2 separate regions of the Homo sapiens genome follow, and region 2 is linked to region 1. A link is an interaction called in ENCODE POLR2A ChIA-PET data of the cell type or tissue named here. Cell type or tissue: Panc1. All regions are shown on one strand. Links, peaks and the distances in the headings refer to the core of each region. The heading gives the core; the rest is flanking DNA.

Evidence for each region. ChIA-PET counts read pairs that join two places held together with the same protein. Peaks named below come from ENCODE experiments on the same cell type or tissue, not always from the same donor. Only the 100,000 strongest peaks of a DNase experiment are listed, where the experiment ranks them.
Region 2: POLR2A ChIA-PET joins it to region 1 with 13 read pairs; 3 of 35 experiments call an interaction of 5 or more read pairs at or near these places.

Annotation. Positions count from the first base shown.
Region 1 is chr15:35,255,291-35,264,612 of GRCh38, reverse strand. It overlaps a transcript of DPH6 not described here. Among named protein-coding and RNA genes, the nearest start is that of MIR3942, 110 kb to the left of the region's middle. RefSeq lists enhancers at 452-951, 7,281-8,480. In Panc1, for the core only: no CTCF peak of the experiment used is centred there; no DNase peak of the experiment used is centred there.
Region 2 is chr15:35,080,007-35,089,328 of GRCh38, reverse strand. NANOGP8 (Nanog homeobox retrogene P8) reads left to right here and starts at 4,034. Exons shown (of 1, transcript NM_001355281.2): 1 at 4,034-5,919. The coding sequence starts at 4,219. The coding sequence ends at 5,136. LOC105370765 (a long non-coding RNA gene) reads left to right here. Exons shown (of 2, transcript XR_932103.4): 2 at 8,134-9,322. In Panc1, for the core only: no CTCF peak of the experiment used is centred there; no DNase peak of the experiment used is centred there.

The sequences.
Region 1 (9,322 bases), core at 608-8,607:
ACCAACATGATTGGGAGATACAAGAGCTACTTAAGGAATTTCCTTACTAACTTCAATTAAAATTAAAAATAGTAAGCCTTTTGTTTTTCAAAGAGTGCTTGTAGACCAGTATTTTCAGAAGAGAGGTCTAAGAATCAGAGAAAGTCCATTACGCTTTATGCAGGGCTATGGGATAATATAGAAGAGATATTAAAGTGTTGGGTAAATCAGCGTAGAGACTATAAATGCTGTTCTGAGAAAAGCTTTGAAAATAATGAAGAGGAAGAGTAGCATTGCCTCTTGTTATTACCTCAAGTAGAAAAAAGAAAAATTTAGGTGAAATAAATGTCAGATGGAATCTAATTCCTAATAAGCAGATAGTACTAAAGAAAACAAATAAAACTTTATTATTTGTTTTAATAAAGCATCCAAGATAGATTGTGCTCCTTCCTCCTTGCTCTAGAGTGGAGGCAACTAAGAAGTACTTTTTAAAATACTTGTGTCCTTTTTTTTTAATCTTTGAATTAAAAAAAAAAACAAGGCTTAAATCCATATGAGTGAATTTTCTGTGTGAAAAGTCAGCATGGACTAGAAAAAAGGCCCTTTAAAAATTATAAACTATGTTGGGCGCGGTGGCTCACGCCTGTAATCCTAGCACTTTGTGAGGCCGAGGTGGGCAGATCACGAGGTCAGGAGATCGAGACCATCCTGGCTAACACGGTGAAACCCCGTCTCTACTAAAAATACAAAAAAAATTAGCCAGGCGTGGTGGTGGGCGCCTGTAGTCCCAGCTACTCAGGAGGCTGAGGCAGGAGAATGGCATGAACCCGGGAGGCTGAGCTTGGAGTGAGCAGAGATCGCTCCACTGCACTCCAGCCTGAGTGACAGAGCGAGACTCTGTCTCAAAAAAAAAAGAAATTATAAACTGTGAGGCCAGGCAAAATGGCTCATGTCTGTAATCCCAACAATTTGGGAGGCCTAGGTCGGAGGATCACTTGAGCCCAGTTTGAGATCATCTTTGGCAATATAGTGAGACTGTCTCTACAAAAAATAAAAATAAAAAGTTAGACAAGTGACGTGGTGGATGCCTGTAGCCCCAGCTGCTTGGGAGGCTGAGGCAGGAGGATCGCTTGAGTCCAGGGCTAGACTGCAGTGAGCTATGATCATGCCACTGCACTCTAGCCTAGGCGAGAGAGTGAGACCCTGTCTCTAAAAAAAAAAAAAAAAAAAAAAAAGATTAATTATGTTAAAATGTTTTCTTGTTATATTCCATGTAAAGTATTTTTTGGCATTATCCTTCTTATGAGTTCAGAGGAACTATGGAAGAATCTTCTAGAGTTAATTTAATACCTGTTTATTTCTCCATATAAAGTCTCACTGGAGGGTTGTGAAGATTAATGAGATGTTTATAAAATGTCTGAGACCTCTGGAAGAAAGGTGATATGTAAATAGAGTATTAGTAGTAGTAGCTCTATGATAAACTAATGATTAAAATATCTTCCTTAGTTATCAGAAGTAATAAGTTAAAATCCATTGAGAGGTTTCTCTTCATTAGAAACTTTTCACGTATTTTTTTCTTCATGGTGTCAAATAGAGATCTTACTTTCAGCATGTAATTATCCACATCAAATTATAATTCCTTCAGACTTAAATATTTTATAGGCATATTCATTATTTGAGTTTAATTTTCTAATTATTTGTAAGGGCAAAATTCTGCATGATTCTCTCACTTTAGTTTTCTACTTTAAGACATGTAAGCATGAGAGTAATGTAGCAGCTGACTCCTAGAAGGTACTTTGGTAAAGATCTCTCCCAGAGTCTGGCAAGAAATAAAGAGATGTTCATAAAATTGGGAACTAAAGAAAATCTTACCTAAATGGCTATTCATTAAGATATCTTTTTTTTTTTTTTTTTTTTTTTTTTTTTTTGAGACGGAGTCTTGCTCTGTTTCGCAGGCTGGAGTGCAGTGGCACCATCTCTGCTCACTGCAAGCTCCGCCTCCCGGGTTCACGCCATTCTCCTGCCTCAGCCTCTCCAGTAGCTGGGACTACAGGCGCCCGCCACCACGCCCAGCTAATTTTTTGTATTTTTAGTAGAGACGGGGTTTCACCGTGTTAGCCAGGATGGTCTTCATCTCCTGACCTGGTGATCCCCCTGCCTCGGCCTCCCAAAGTGCTGGGATTACAGGCGTGAGCCACTGCACCCAGCCAAGGTATCTTTTTAAAAAAAATCACTTAGAAAACATTTTTTAAAGACTTATGGCAAATTAGTAAATATGAATTAAATGTATTCTGAGTCATTATTAGAATTAATTAGAAATTTTTATGAAGTGTGTTTATCTTATTTTTTAAGCTCATTGGAGATTTCCTGAAAAATTGTGATACCACTTTTTAAATGGGAAATCTGGAAGGGCTCTAGAGGCCACCATGTAATAAATTTAATTTAAATCCTTAATGAAATAGGAAAAAAAGTATAACTATATATAAAGTAATAGACTCATAGAATCTTGAATTATGAGTAGTCTTTCTAACACATTCATTGGTTGTATTGCACAGAACTCCCGAAGTAGTAAACACGGAGAAAAGTACAAGGACCATACACAGTAGTTGTCATGAGGACCCTTTTTTGTATGTCTCCACCCCTGTCACCTTTGAAATATAGATGCTATATATGTAGTAGTTACTTCTCTTTACTACTGTAGCTTCAGGTGAAACTATTTTAATCTATGTTTTGGACCACTCTAACTTAAAATTTCCATTCTTTTTTGTAATTCATAGGAAGAGTTTCATTTTTTTTTTTTTAAGAGAGGGTCTTGCTCTGTTGCCCAGGCTGGAGTGCAGTGGTGAGATCAGGGCTTACTGAAGCCTCGACCTCCTGGGCTCAAGCCATCCTTCCACCTTCGCCTCTCAAGTAGCTGAGACTACAAGCATACGCCACCACACCCAAATAACTTTTTAATTTTTGGTAGAGATGAGGTCCCACTATATTGCCCAGGCTGGTCTCAAACTCCTGAGCTCAAGCGATCTTCCCGCCTCTGCCTCCCAAAGTGTTGGGATTACAGGCACGAGCCACATGTGCAGCCTTTTTTTTTAAACTAACTTTATAGATTTACATTCCTACTCCATCATGAGACATCAACATTGGTTAACCTAAGCACTTCTACCATATATGTAAAGTTTATGCCAAATAATTTTGAGAAGTCAAGAGTTAAATTCAACCTGAACTAAAAAACACAGAAAAAAGATCTTCAAGAGAAGGAAGAAGGAAGTAACAATAACAAAAACAAAAACCCTTAATGCTAACAAAGCTGGGTAATACTGGACTTCAGATCAGCTGAACGTTTCCAGTTCTGCATGACAGCAAAGAGAATGGTGTGATTATGGCACCGTGCTCAGAGGCACGCTGTATTGCTGTACTGCATCAGGAAGGATAAACTGTCTATAAAAAGCTGGTGAAACTGCATAAGGAATGTGTTTGGGGCATCTCATTAAAGAACGAAGTTAATCATCTGGGAAAGAAATGGGGCAAGAAGGACTGAGGTATGCAGAAATAAATTCCAACAGGAACTGATATAATAGATTGTGGGTTTTGACTTCCGGGAATTTCCTTATGTAAATCAATAGTCAAGACATGAATAACTATAAGAATGGGTAGGTGTTAAAATGTGATGAAGAATACATAAAATAAATGGAAAGACTTAGAGTTCTTCAAGAAAAATTAATGAATATCACTAAGTGACAATTTTTCCAGAATCCTAGACAGATCATATTGATGTCCTTAGGCCCAGTACATCTGGAAACAAAGAAAAGGATACTTTGAAGGAATTGAGAGGCTTTCTGAAATGGATTGCCTGAGGTCAGAGGCTAAAACATAAGACCAGAAGATAACACAATTGTAAAGGAACTTTCCCCTTGAGATAGGGAAGGAGGTAAAAAAAAGAAGTAGGTAAAATAAATGAAAATTTGTATCTGAATTTTAATAGTGCTGAAATGAGGTGGAATCACTGCATAGAATCACTTCATTTATCCTAAATTTACAGGAAAAACATTTTTTTATAAATGAAGTCTTCAGATTACTTAAGTTTAATATTATCTAATAATATTAAACTTCATATTACTTAATTTATTATTAAATAATAAATTATTTAATTTAACATTATTTAAATATTTTAAATAAAATTCTTCTAAAGTATATTTCACTTTATCCTGAATTTTAAAAAGAATCTCCTGGCTGGGCGCGGTGGCTCACGCCTGTAATCCGAACACTTTGGGAGGCCGAGGTGGGTGGATCACGAGGTCAGGAGTTCAAGACCAGCCTGGCCAACATGGTGAAACCCTGTCTCTACTAAAAATACAAAAATTAGCTGGGCGTGATGGCAGGTGCCTGTAATCCCAGCTACTCGGGAGCCTGAGGCAGAGAATTGCTTGAACCCAGGAGGCGGAGGTTGCAATGAGCTGAGATTGTGCCACTGCATTCCAGCCTGGGCGACAGAGCAAGACTCTGTCTCAAAAAATAAAATAAAATAAAAGAATCTCCTGAAGATTTTATTTGTTCTTAAAGATGCATGGTGGCATGAACATTGATTATTTACTCTAAAATAGTAATTATCCCAAAGATTATTGGGGTTAATTGGACTATTTTTTCCAGCTTGGATTTCTGAGCATTTGCACTTGCTTTATGTAGGTCTTATGTCTCCTCCCTGGCTACCATTTGACTTGCTTTCACTTCTTGGTATCATTTATGAGCTGAGTCTAGTGACTCCCTCTCTGCTTCTTTCCAATTTGTCGTGTTCAACATATTACGGGCAGAAAATCCAGACAAGAAGCTTTGTGTGACCATAACTAAAGTAAAATAAGTTTTCAGGAAAGCAACTGAGAAACTGAGATTGTATGAGCTCAAGCATGCAGTTCTTTTAGGACTTATATTGGCTGCTCAGTAGCTTTATTTTGGAGAGGAAGGTGGGGAGGAGCTTACTTCCAGGTCCTTGACTGCATTCTGTGTAGTAAACATTGTGACATCACATATTTCTATATCTCAGTTAACTTGTTTGAAATTTTCAGTGTCGTCACTATTTCAAATATAAAAACGAAATGTAGAACATGTTCTAGAGCTAATGCTGTGAAGCTGTGCTTTATAATTGAAATCTTATTATCTATTTTATATTACTTGCAATAAATACTGTTAGTAATTACAGGAATGCATACTTTTTTATATGATTAGGTTTGCGTGAAAGCAGCTGCTCCCAGGAGGAAGTATAGTGTACATGCATAGTCATACTTGTAGCAAAATCTCCACTTTGAATAATTCATAATTAAGCCATTTCTTCTCTTCTTTAAGTTACCCCACAAGGTTTCAAGAAAAGTGTGGTAAGGAGTATTGGCTTATGCTTGCCTTTCCAGATATATGATTAGAACACCCCTTACAGAATTCGAGAAGGGAAAGCAAGGAAGGGATGATCACCTAGTAGGAATCTTTTTTTTTTTTTTTTTGAGACGGAGTCTTGCTGTGTCCCCCAGGCTGGAGTGTAGTGGTGCGATCTCGGCCCACTGCAACCTCCACCTCCTGGGTTCAAGCGATTCTCTGCCTCAGCCTCCCCAGTAGCGGGATTACAGGTGCACACCACCACGCACAGCTAATTTTTGTATTTTAAGTAGAGATGCAGTTTCACCATGTTGGCCAGGCTGGTCTTGAACTCCTGGCCTCATGATCTGCCCATCTTGGCCGCCCAAAGTGCTGGGGTTACAGGTGTGAGCCACCGTGCCCGGCCCATAGTAGGAATCTTAAGGAGAAGATGCATATGGAGTTCTAGGGGCAGTAAAGTAAATATATAAGGGAGGGAGAAAGGATTGAGGAAATGAAAGAAAGCATGTTTCCAACTAGTGAAAACAATGGAGTCCTTAGGAAACTTTATAAAGGATAAATGTTCAAGTATTGGCCCAAAAAAAGTGAGCATGTTTCAAAGAAAATAGAGTTTCTATTTTGATAAAGGTTTATTGCTACCTTAACTCATCCCTAAGCTTGCTGAGACAGCTTATAGAACAAAGGACATTAAGCTCTAAGCCTAGCTCTGTTACTAAAGAGCTTTCTAACCTGTAGCTAGTATTTAACCCAGACTTTAGTTCCCTCACTTATGAAATATTTAGATGAGATTATTTCTAATATCCTTTCCAACTCTAAAATTGTATGATTTTCTGAGGAGCAAATTTTAAAGCATTGGTTTAGAATTTGTAAGCCAACTAATGTCACAGTGAAAGTGTCCTCCTTTAATGTCTTACATTACTTTTGACTATCCTAGAGGCTTGCATGTTCATTTTTTCTCTTCCAAGAGAAACTGTCCCATCCTTCTCCTTTTAGTGAAAACAGTTCTAGGCTATTCCTTGTGCTGTAATATGACCCCAATCCTACCTCTCACACCATTAGTGGTCTTTTGCCCGAGTAAGGCAAAAAGACAATCTTTTCATTAATAATTCAATGGCTTTATCAAGTGTCTTGGCACAAATTAAAAACAAGAATAACACCTTGCCCAAAAATATAAGGGTTGGTCCAGTATTGGGCTGCTATGGTAAAAAGAATGGATAGAAGATATCATAAAATAAGAAGGACCATGATGTTCTACAGGAAAGCTAAAGTCTGTGAGAAACCAGACTCAAACAGGTTGAGAAGTTCTATGGAATGGTGGATTAAGTAGCCGCTTGATAACGTTCCCTTTATTGCTTACATTTATGTTCTAAGGATAATACTATTCAAATTGTTTAAGAGTACCACCACTCAATCAAGGTAAAGTTTTCCTGCTAATTACTTACTATGCATTGTAATGATAAAAGAAGTAAGAAAATGCACACACACACACACACACACACAAAGCTGAGACCAAGAAAATAATACTGTTTTGAGTGCTAGCATGGAATTCTTGAACAACTGCTGCTGAGTTTCTTTTAATTGCCTTCAATCCAGAATAAGACTGTAGTTCCAGTACTCATGAGGCATTTCTAAGATTTTATCTCCTACAGTGCACTTTGTACCTCCACAAAAAATCCCCATTTCTCGAATCTGAGTTACATGTAACCCTTCAAGTCTACTTAAGAGGTTGTTATACTTTCCAAGTCACTACCACCTCTACCAAATCCCTCAACAACATATTATTATTTTTTATTTTTATACTTTTTGATTAGCATTGCTGTCACTCCAATCAACAACCTTTTGAAGAAGTGCGGATCTCTCATTCATGAGTATGGAAACTCAGAGAATGTAAGTGACTTCCTTTTGTCTCTAACCTGTGTTCAAGCCTATAGGTAAGCAACTGCCAGATGTGGTATTTCTCTAACTAGACTTTTTACCCTCCCTGAGAACACTCCAGCCCCATAAATTTTTCCCAGAGATGTTACATGTTCCTAAGAAGTGACTTACATAAACACAAAAAACTAGTACCCTTACCTATTTATTATTTTTCTCCTCCTTTCCTGGTATGCTATGCTAATGTCATCTTTTCATGGTGATGCCTGCCCATGTCACTACTGACACTTATAATGCCCAGTATTGATGGCACTATATTTTATGCTAATGATGCCATTCTTTTCCCCAGTCACCAGCACTCCCCTGTCACTATCAAATCACCCCCATTCTTATCAGTCCTCAAATAGCTGTCATCAATGCATCTAATGTTTACCAACAGACTCTTTTTAGTCTTCTTTATGTTCTCTTTGCATATTTCTTGCACTAAAATTCAGAAATGATAAAGTCAAAACCATTACAAACCCCAGTATTCCTCCTACACACACACTTACACACATACCAGATATGCTTGCTCATTGACCCCGAACTAAACTAGTAAACATCTCTCTTTCCCTTTAGGTCAGGATGTATGTTCTTCCATTTCCACCTCCTGGCTCTTGACCTCATCTCTTGTAAATGGATCCCTCGTGGACCCACCCTACAGTCCTGCAGACATGCCCAGACATGGCTAAATCCCAGAGTGAACACAGATCTTGACATCTACTACACTACTAATTAGCAATGAAGTACTTTCCATTATATACACACAGCCTCTTTTGCAGATTGTTGCTGATGATTTACATAACTTGCCCTTTATTTCTAAAAAGAAAAAAAATTATATTTTAGTACATTGAATACATTGAGAACATTCAAAGATAAAAATATATCACTTATGTGGATGGCACTTTGTGGTCTTCCTTCCAAAAATCCATAACTGTGGTTTAACCATGAGAAAAACATTAGAAAACCCAAATCAAAGAACAATCTAGAAAAGTATCTGACTAGTACTACAAAACTGTCAAGGTCATCAAAACCAGGAAACTCAGAAACAGTCACCGTCAAAGGAGCCTAAGGAGATATGACTATAAATAATATGGTAACTGGCCAGGATCGTGCAACAGAAAAAGAGCATTAAGTAAAAATGAAGGAAATCTGAATTAAATATGTGCTTTAGATAATAATAAAATTTGTAAATATTGCCTTATTAGTTATGACAAGTATACCATGGTAATATAAGATGTTAACAATTAGAGAAACTGGATTCAGGTTATACAGGAACTTTGTACTATCCTTGCAAATTTTCTGTAAATCTGTAAGTTTATTAAAGATTTATATATGTTATATAGGTGTGTATATATATTCAAACAAATATGTATATTATATACTGTATATTTATTTATAAGTCAATTTTATATATGCATAAATCATGTATATGTGTGCACATATGATGTGTGTGTTATTCACCATTATGGAGTATATATCACTGCTTAGTTGGACAAAGATGAAAATAAAACTAATCCTAATGGATAGAATGAATAATCTTCTAAGGATCATATTCATTATTTAGGAGTAACTGCTCCCCTCCAACTAATAAACTCATTTTGTTATTTAACAGTGTGCAGTCATTTGCAAAGTCAAAAAAAATTTCAAGACGACCTTTACTAAAGGCTCTATGAGTAAACTGGTGCATCCAAAATTGTGGCAACACGTTAGAATATTCCAGAATTAATCCACAAAGTTTGAGCAACTTCTAGTGGCTGGAGGGGTGATACCTAGCTAATGATCAAAGAAAAACATCTGAAACTAAAGTAACATTTATCTCAGGGGGGAAACAGCTTTTTGAAGAAAAAAAAACCCTCTGTGTTCATTCTTGAAGAAGTCATAGAACTATTTGAAAGGAATATCTCCATGCTGATAACTATTGAATTTTAGACCATTTATCATGAGACTTTGGTTAGAAATAGTCTTCAGCCCTCATTTATCTTCTCTTTTACTCTATTGATTCTCAAACCAATGGATGGTTGAAGATTTTAAAGTCTAATTTCAGAACAGCAGGTCTATTTGAGGGGAT
Region 2 (9,322 bases), core at 601-8,600, 180 kb after region 1:
AGTTACCTACATGAACAATATAACTTTGTTTGCCCCATCTTCGGTTTACTTCATGTACTCCTATGCTTACATGTCTTTGCATACTGAAGTATTTAATCCACTTCTGATGGATATAAGAGGATAGAAGGAATTAAAATAATAAATACTGGCAAGCTTGCTGTAAAATGCCAGATGTGCAAACGGTTATGGAAATCACCAAACAGTAAAACACGGAGTCAATCTGTAGCACTGAAGAGATGCCATAGCTGCATTGGCAAAGATATACTTTCTAAAGTGAATAATAAGTACTAGATTGATGGCCCAGAGGGTAGGTACTATAGGAACTTAGAAAAGGAAGCATTACTTCCTGAAGGTGTGGGCTTTGTACAGTGCCTCAAAGGATGGGTTGCATATGAATGGGTAGAGGAGATAGATTGTGTCATAGGGGAGGCTGAGTTAGTGACAGCCAAGGAGAGAAACCCAACGCAAACTGACTTGTGCAGAAAGAGTGGTCCTAGGGCTTCAGGCATGGCTAGAGCCATGGGGTCCTAAAATTTCAGTTGATTCCTCTTTCTCCCTTCATCACCTGGCTCTGCTTTCCTCTACACTGGTTTCAGTCTCAGCCTGACTGCACACAGGTAGCCCCTTGCATCTTCTGGCTTACATCCTACTCCCTAACTACCCCAACACAAAAGATAAGCTCTCTTTCTCAACAGTTCTAAAAACACTCCTGTGATCCCCTGATTGGACCAATTTATATCACTTTCCTATCCCTGAGGCAATCACTGTAGCTGGGAGGACAGAATTCATTGATTGGCCAGGTCTGGGCTATGTGCCCACCCGTAGAACAGAGGCAGGTGAGGTCAGCTCCATCTAAGCCATGTCAGAACAAGATCAGCTCCCCAGAGAAAAAAACTGTAATGAGGTCACCAGAAAAATAACAACTACAACAATCATCATCATTGCAAACACTCTAAAATAAAGAACTCACTATGTACCAGGTACTATTCTAAATAACTTTTACATATTACTTATTTGCTCTTAATACCTCTGTGAGGTAGATAATCGTATTATCCCCATTTTCAACTGAGACATGGACCAGTAAATGGCAGACCAGAGAGTTAATCCAGGCCATCCCACTGCCAAGTCCATGGTCTTATCCACTGTGTTTACACTAAAATTGACTTCTCTACACTCGGAAAAGAACTAGCTAACTAGTTCAAACTAACTAGCACTCAGACTCAGAAATGAGCAAAGTATATTTGGAGAACAATGAGAAGGCCAGCAATTCAGAAAGATGGAAATTTTAGTCTCTTCTGATGGCCAGGAAAACCATATCCAGAAAGCTGGTAGACAGCTAGTGCTTATCTTCACCAGGTGGTGAAGTTTTGATCAGACCCAGGAAACCACCAGCTGAACTTCCAGGGAGAACAAAACAGTCACCGCAGAAACCTGAATCATTCCCCAAAGGCCACCCCAGTCCAATCCTCTTGACAGCTTATGGTTTGCACTTTTACACAATTTACCAGGAACTGATTTTATAGCGATGCCTGATCCTCTTTTTCTCTCCTGCTTTGAAACATCATTCATGGAACATATATAAATCTTAGTTAAAACTAACAATGCATTTAAAAACACACACACAATCAAACGATTGCCGGTTTGGCATTGAGAAGCAGCAGACCCAGGCTTGAGCCTGTTTACTGTGCATTTCCTGATACAGAGAAAAGCAAGTACAGTTGAGAAAACACCACAAAGCATTATATAGCAACAGCTCGTGTGCTTCAGAAGAGAAATGGATACATTAGGAAAAGTTTTTTTCCCTTTGATGTAGAATATGCTATCTTTTTAAATGGGAGTTAACTTAACATAAATAAAATTCAGCCCGTAGGCTTCAGAAAACTAATGTTGTATTTGACAGTGTCATTTCTGTGATCCTGAAAGCATTTGGGGAGTTAACTTGGGCCTTCATCATGACTTTCCTTCATGGCATGGAAAGCACATTATTTTTTTAAACTCTGTTTTATTGATTTCCCCTTACTTTCTCCCACATGTTCCCTTTGCCAGCGGTTATCTCTGCCCCTTCTGCTCTCCCACATGCTGTGAGGGCAGGTGGGGTTTCTCCTGTGTCTTTGCCTGCAGGTGGTCCAAGCGCCGCTGCCCTCTTGCTCCATCCTTGTTTGAAAACCTCTTCCTGTATGGTCTTTGAAAAGAAGATAAGCCAAAGGCCCTGGACCTACCTTCAAGAAGAGATCAGAAAAAGCCTTCTGTTCCTACGCTGAACCATTTGCAGAATGTGCAATTTGCAGTTAGCATTTTTTTTTTTTAGAGACGGGTCTTGCTATGTTGCCCAGGCTGGTCTCGAACTCCTGAGCTCAAGCAATCTGCCCTCCTCAGCCTCCCAAAGGGCTAGGATTACAGGTGTGGGCCACCACGCCCAGCTTGCAGTTAATACATTTTTAGTTGAACTTGGAGATGTTCCCCCTCCTTTCAGGACACAGAGTGTATGAGCCTGGTAGATGGACAAAACTGTTTTGTTTGCTTTTGTGCTTTTTATTTCCATAAAAGAGCCCTGAATAGTCAAATACCAGGTGATTTGACACCCCCACCACCCAACCGCCATCCAAGATTTGGAAGTCTTTTTTCTTTAAACAAAATTAATAGGCCGGGTGTGGTGGCTCACACCTGTAATCCCAGCACTTTGGGAGGCCGAAGTGGGTGGACCACCTGAAGTCAGGAGTTCGAGACCAGCTTGGCCAACATGGCAAAACCCCATCTCTACTAAAAATACAAAAAATTAGCCGCTTGTGGTGGTGGACGCCTGTAATACCAGCTACTCGGGAGCGTGAGGCAGGAGAATCACTTGAACCCAGGAGGCAGAGGTTGCAGTGAGCTGAGGTCGCGTCATTGCACTCCAGCATGCGCAACAAGAGCAAAACTCCATCTCAAAAAAAAATAATTTTATGTAAATGCATATGTAGAAACTTGAAATACAGTGTGCTTTGCAACGTGGGACGAAACATTGGTAACAAGTATTTTTTACCATAAGTGTCCATTTTGACCATTTTTAGTGTTTTAGGAATTGCTTTTGAAACTGATTATATTTGAAACATATAAGACTACAATTGGAGAATCCTTGATATTAAAAAGTTGCCATGATTAAAAAGTCTTTCAGAATTTCTTGGTTAGTAAGATTTGGAAGCTTATAGCTTCTAGAGTTTGTTTTTAGAACAAGAGGTATGTTTGTGTGAAAGTGAGATGGGAACTCATGAAATGAATGCAAAATTGTGTGCACATATGCATATGGTTGTGTTCTGGAGAAAGCCTTGGTAGCTTTTAATCAATTCTCAAGAGGGTTCATGACACAAAGAATTCCCAATTTGCCTGTCTCGCTTTCCTTCCCACACCCACCCTCCCTTATCAGTAGTAACTAGCTTGCTCTCTCTTGCCAGCTGCCTATTTATCCCTTCCCAGATGAATTGTCCTTCTTGTTTTCTGACCAAGCAAAGCTGAGCAAGGAGAACTCAGGAGCTGGTGCCCAGGTGGGGGCGTCAGGTAGATGGCAAGACTGCTGGGAGCGCCGCAGTGAGTGCCCTCTGGGTGAGCTGTTAGGAAGGCAGACAGCTTCCCCTGCCCAACACTGACCAGGAAACGTGGGCAGTCCAAGATGCCACTCTGCAGTCAAACTTCTATTACATTGAGGATAAGTTGAAAGAGAGTGTCAAGGGGAAAATGGAATTGGGTAGTGGCTTTCCACCGTTACCTGTTTTTGTCCAGTTATATTTTCTTTTTTTTTTTTTTTTAGTATTTATTGATCATTCTTGGGTGTTTCTCAGAGAGGGGGATGTGGCAGGGTCATAGAATAATAGTGGAGAGAAGGTCAGTAGATAAACACGTGAACAAAGGTCTCTGGCTTTCCTAGGCAGAGGTCCCTGCGGCCTTCAGCAGTGTTTGTGTCCCTGGGTACTTGAGATTAGGGAGTGGTGATGACTCTTAACCAGCATGCTGCCTTCAAGCATCTGTTTAACAAAGCACATCTTGCCAGGATTTTAACGTTCTGCTGGACTGAGCTGGTTGCCTCATGTTATTATGCAGGCAACTCACTTTATCCCAATTTCTTGATACTTTTCCTTCTGGAGGTCCTATTTCTCTAACATCTTCCAGAAAAGTCTTAAAGCTGCCTTAACCTTTTTTCCAGTCCACCTCTTAAATTTTTTCCTCCTCTTCCTCTATACTAACATGAGTGTGGATCCAGCTTGTCCCCAAAGCTTGCCTTGCTTTGAAGAATCCGACTGTAAAGAATCTTCACCTATGCCTGTGATTTGTGGGCCTGAAGAAAACTATCCATCCTTGCAAATGTCTTCTGCTGAGATGCCTCACACAGAGACTGTCTCTCCTCTTCCTTCCTCCATGGATCTGCTTATTCAGGACAGCCCTGATTCTTCCACCAGTCCCAAAGGCAAACAACCCACTTCTGCAGAGAATAGTGTCGCAAAAAAGGAAGACAAGGTCCCGGTCAAGAAACAGAAGACCAGAACTGTGTTCTCTTCCACCCAGCTGTGTGTACTCAATGATAGATTTCAGAGACAGAAATACCTCAGCCTCCAGCAGATGCAAGAACTCTCCAACATCCTGAACCTCAGCTACAAACAGGTGAAGACCTGGTTCCAGAACCAGAGAATGAAATCTAAGAGGTGGCAGAAAAACAACTGGCCGAAGAATAGCAATGGTGTGACGCAGAAGGCCTCAGCACCTACCTACCCCAGCCTCTACTCTTCCTACCACCAGGGATGCCTGGTGAACCCGACTGGGAACCTTCCAATGTGGAGCAACCAGACCTGGAACAATTCAACCTGGAGCAACCAGACCCAGAACATCCAGTCCTGGAGCAACCACTCCTGGAACACTCAGACCTGGTGCACCCAATCCTGGAACAATCAGGCCTGGAACAGTCCCTTCTATAACTGTGGAGAGGAATCTCTGCAGTCCTGCATGCACTTCCAGCCAAATTCTCCTGCCAGTGACTTGGAGGCTGCCTTGGAAGCTGCTGGGGAAGGCCTTAATGTAATACAGCAGACCACTAGGTATTTTAGTACTCCACAAACCATGGATTTATTCCTAAACTACTCCATGAACATGCAACCTGAAGACGTGTGAAGATGAGTGAAACTGATATTACTCAATTTCAGTCTGGACACTGGCTGAATCCTTCCTCTCCCCTCCTCCCATCCTTCATAGGATTTTTCTTGTTTGGAAACCACGTGTTCTGGTTTCCATGATGCCCATCCAGTCAATCTCATGGAGGGTGGAGTATGGTTGGAGCCTAATCAGCGAGGTTTCTTTTTTTTTTTTTTTTTCCTATTGGATCTTCCTGGAGAAAATACTTTTTTTTTTTTTTTTTTTTGAGACGGAGTCTTGCTCTGTCGCCCAGGCTGGAGTGCAGTGGCGCGGTCTTGGCTCACTGCAAGCTCCGTCTGCCGGGTTCACGCCATTCTCCTGCCTCAGCCTCCCGAGCAGCTGGGACTACAGGCGCCCGCCACCTCGCCCGGCTAATATTTTGTATTTTTAGTAGAGACGGGGTTTCACTGTGTTAGCCAGGATGGTCTCGATCTCCTGACCTTGTGATCCGCCCGCCTCGGCCTCCCTAACAGCTGGGATTTACAGGCGTGAGCCACCGCGCCCTGCCTAGAAAAGACATTTTAATAACCTTGGCTGCCGTCTCTGGCTATAGATAAGTAGATCTAATACGAGTTTGGATATCTTTAGGGTTTAGAATCTAACCTCAAGAATAAGAAATACAAGTACAAATTGGTGATGAAGATGTATTCGTATTGTTTGGGATTGGGAGGCTTTGCTTATTTTTTAAAAACTATTGAGGTAAAGGGTTAAGCTGTAACATACTTAATTGATTTCTTACCGTTTTTGGCTCTGTTTTGCTATATCCCCTAATTTGTTGGTTGTGCTAATCTTTGTAGAAAGAGGTCTCGTATTTGCTGCATCGTAATGACATGAGTACTACTTTAGTTGGTTTAAGTTCAAATGAATGAAACAACTATTTTTCCTTTAGTTGATTTTACCCTGATTTCACCGAGTGTTTCAATGAGTAAATATACAGCTTAAACATAAAAAAAAAAAAAAAAAAAAAAAAAACAAAGCACATCTTGCACCGGCCTTAATCCATTTAACCCTGAGTTGACACAGCACATGTTTCAGAGAGCATGGGGTTGGGGGTAAGGTTAAAGATTAACAGCATCCCAAGGCAGAAGAATTTTTCTTAGTACAGAACAAAATGGTGTCTCCTATGTCAACTTCTTTCTACACAGACACAGTAACAATCTGATCTTTCTTTTCCCATTTCCCCCTTTTCTTTCCGACAAAACTGCCATCGTCATCATGGCCCGTTCTTGATGGTCACTGTCTCTTCAGAGCTGTTGGGTACACTTCCCAGACAGGGCGGCCTGGCAGAGGCGCTCCTCACTTCCCAGACGGAGGGGCCGGGCACAGGTGCACCTCCCTTCCCAGATGGGGTAGCGTCTGGGCAGAGGCGCTCCTCACCTCCCACACGAGGTGGCGGCCGGGCAGAGGTGCTCCTCAAATCCCAGATGATGGGCAGCCGGGCAGAGGCGCCCCCCACCTCCCAGACGGGGCGGCCGGGCAGAGGCGACCCCCACTTCCCAGACGGGGTGGCCAGGCAGAGGCGCTCCTCCCCTCCCAGACGATGGGTGGCTGGGCAGAGGCGCTCCCCACCTCCCAGACGGGGCGGCCGGGCAGAGGCGCTCCTCACCTCCCAGACAGGGTGGCCAGGCAGAGACGCCCCTCACCTCCAAGATGGGGCAGCCAGGCAGAGGCGCCCACTTCCCAGACGGGGCGGCCGGGCAGAGGCACTCCCCACCTCCCAAACGAAGGACAGCCAGGCAGAGGCGCTCCTCACTTCCCAGGTGGGGTGGCTGGGCAGAGACGCCCCTCACCTCCCAGATGGGGTGGCCGGGCAGAGGCGCCCACTTCCCAGATGGGACAGCCGGACAGAGGCGCTCCCCACCTCCCAGACGAAGGGCGGCCGGGCAGAGGCGCTCCTCACCTCCCAGAAGGGGCGGCCTGGCAGAGGCGCAACTCACTTCCCAGACGGGGTGGCAGCCGGGCAGAGGCGCTCCTCACCTCCCAGATGGGGTGGCGGCCGGGCAGAGGTGCTCCTCACATCCAAGACGATGGGCGGCCGGGCAGAGGCGCTCCCCACCTCCCAGACAGGGTGGCTGGGCAGAGATGCCCCTCACCTCCAAGATGGGGCGGCCGGGCAGAGGCGCTCCCGTCCTCCCAGACGAAGGGCAGCCGAGCAGAGGCGCTCTTCACTTCCCAGGCGGGGCAGCCGGGCAGAGACACCCCTTACCTCCCAGATGGGGTGGCCGGGCAGAGGTGCCCACTTCCCAGACAGGGCGGCCAGGCAGAGGCACTCCCCACCTCCCAGACGAAGGGCAGCCGGGCAGAGGCGCTCCTCACCTCCCAGGTGGGGCAGCCGGGCAGAGGCGCTCCTCACTTCCCAGACGGGGTGGCGGCCGGACAGAGATGCCCCTCACATCCCAGATGGGGCGGCTGGGCAGAGGCGCTCCTCACATCCCAGATGGGGCAGCCAGGCAGAGGCACTCCTCACATCCCAGACGATGGGCGGCCGGGCAGAGACACTCCTCACTTCCCAGACGGGGTGGCAGCCGGGCAGAGGCACTCCTCACTTCCTAGACGGGGTGGCCGGGCAGAGGGGCTCCCCACATCCCAGACGATGGGCGGCCAGGCAGAGACGCTCCCCACTTCCCAGACGGGGTGCCAGCCGGGCAGAGGCTGTAATCTTAGCACTTTGGGAGGCCAAGGGAGGCAGCGAACAATTTCCTAATGAAGTACTGGAAAAGACAACCTTTTTCTCCATTACTATTTGGAATTGTAGATCACATACATCACCTGTTCCAACACCACGAGTCGAATAAATAATGAATCTTTTTATAAAGAGTATCCGTCTTGGAGGGATAGTCCCGTTGTAGAGATGTTTCACTTGTGCAAAATATCCAACATATCTATTCTGACAAGGAGTTTCTACTCCCTGAAATTTATTGCTGTGGGTTTTATCTGTTCGCCTTTCTCCAAAATAATACAGGCTTTCCTCTGCAGTTAAAAATATTTCGGAGGCAATAAGGAGCGCACAAACCATAGTTCCGGTTCTTCCTTTCCACTGGAGATCCACGCAACCCGGGCAGAGGAAGAGATTGTTTCTCCCAAGCCTTGGAGCTCATTCGAGGAGAGACTTGGAGACTTTGTGAGGGAAAGACACAGGGAAACGCTGCCGGCATTTTCCCAAACCTGGACTGGGAGCAGGACAACACTGGGGGATCTTCCCTATCTGGTTCAACCCATCTTGTGCCCCCAATCCCCCTACCCCTACATTTTCTATTTGATGTTTTGGGGGAATTTTTTTATTTTTGCCGCTTTCCTTAGTTTCTGTCTCCATTACAACATCCTAACACTCTAATTGGCTTTGTATGGGACAAACAGGAAGTATTGCTTCTGGCAGGATGGGATTTTCTGTCCTGTTGATTGATGGATTAATTTTTATTGAGCACGGTGTGCTACCAGCGGAACCAAAAATCCAAGATACAATTCCAGCTCTAGGAGTCTATGTTCTAATAAAAGTAAGAACAACATATTCAAACATCCCTGTTTCTTTTTCTCGTCAGTTTCCCTTCTACTGAGACAACTACACAGATAATTTAGGACCCCAAAACATGCTATTAAAAAAGGACCTGACTGGACCAGACAGCTGGGTGGGGGCAGTGGTTTCATCTGAAGAGCTTCAGTCATCATATTGGCTGAGTGGCTGCTCGGTGCTGGACTTTAAAAGAGTTAAACATTTTTCCAGATTTTTTTGGTTACATTCTTATGTCAAGTTAGATTAAACAAAGTTACAGTCTTGAACTATGCAGTAGTTTAAACCCATACAGAAATCTCTTCACTAAAATACAACACAATACTATATGGCTCAATTTCATGAAGGGCTAACGATTTTATATAGTCATATTAAGAATGTTTCATTGTCTCTTCATGTCTGTGATATAAGGATCCAGATCATTTTTTTCATAAATTAGCATCCCCCCAAAGAAGTCTCCTTTCCCTAACTATTCTCTCTTAATCAAGCACCGAAAGCCAGGAAACCCAGGTAATAGATATTTTCCTATTTCCTCAGAGCAAATTTTCGTGCTCAAATGAAAAAACTGTTTCATCTTTGGATCAGTTACAATATTTCTGAACCACTATTTCCTCATCTATAAGATAAAGAATATTGGAGATGATCATTTTGTTTCCT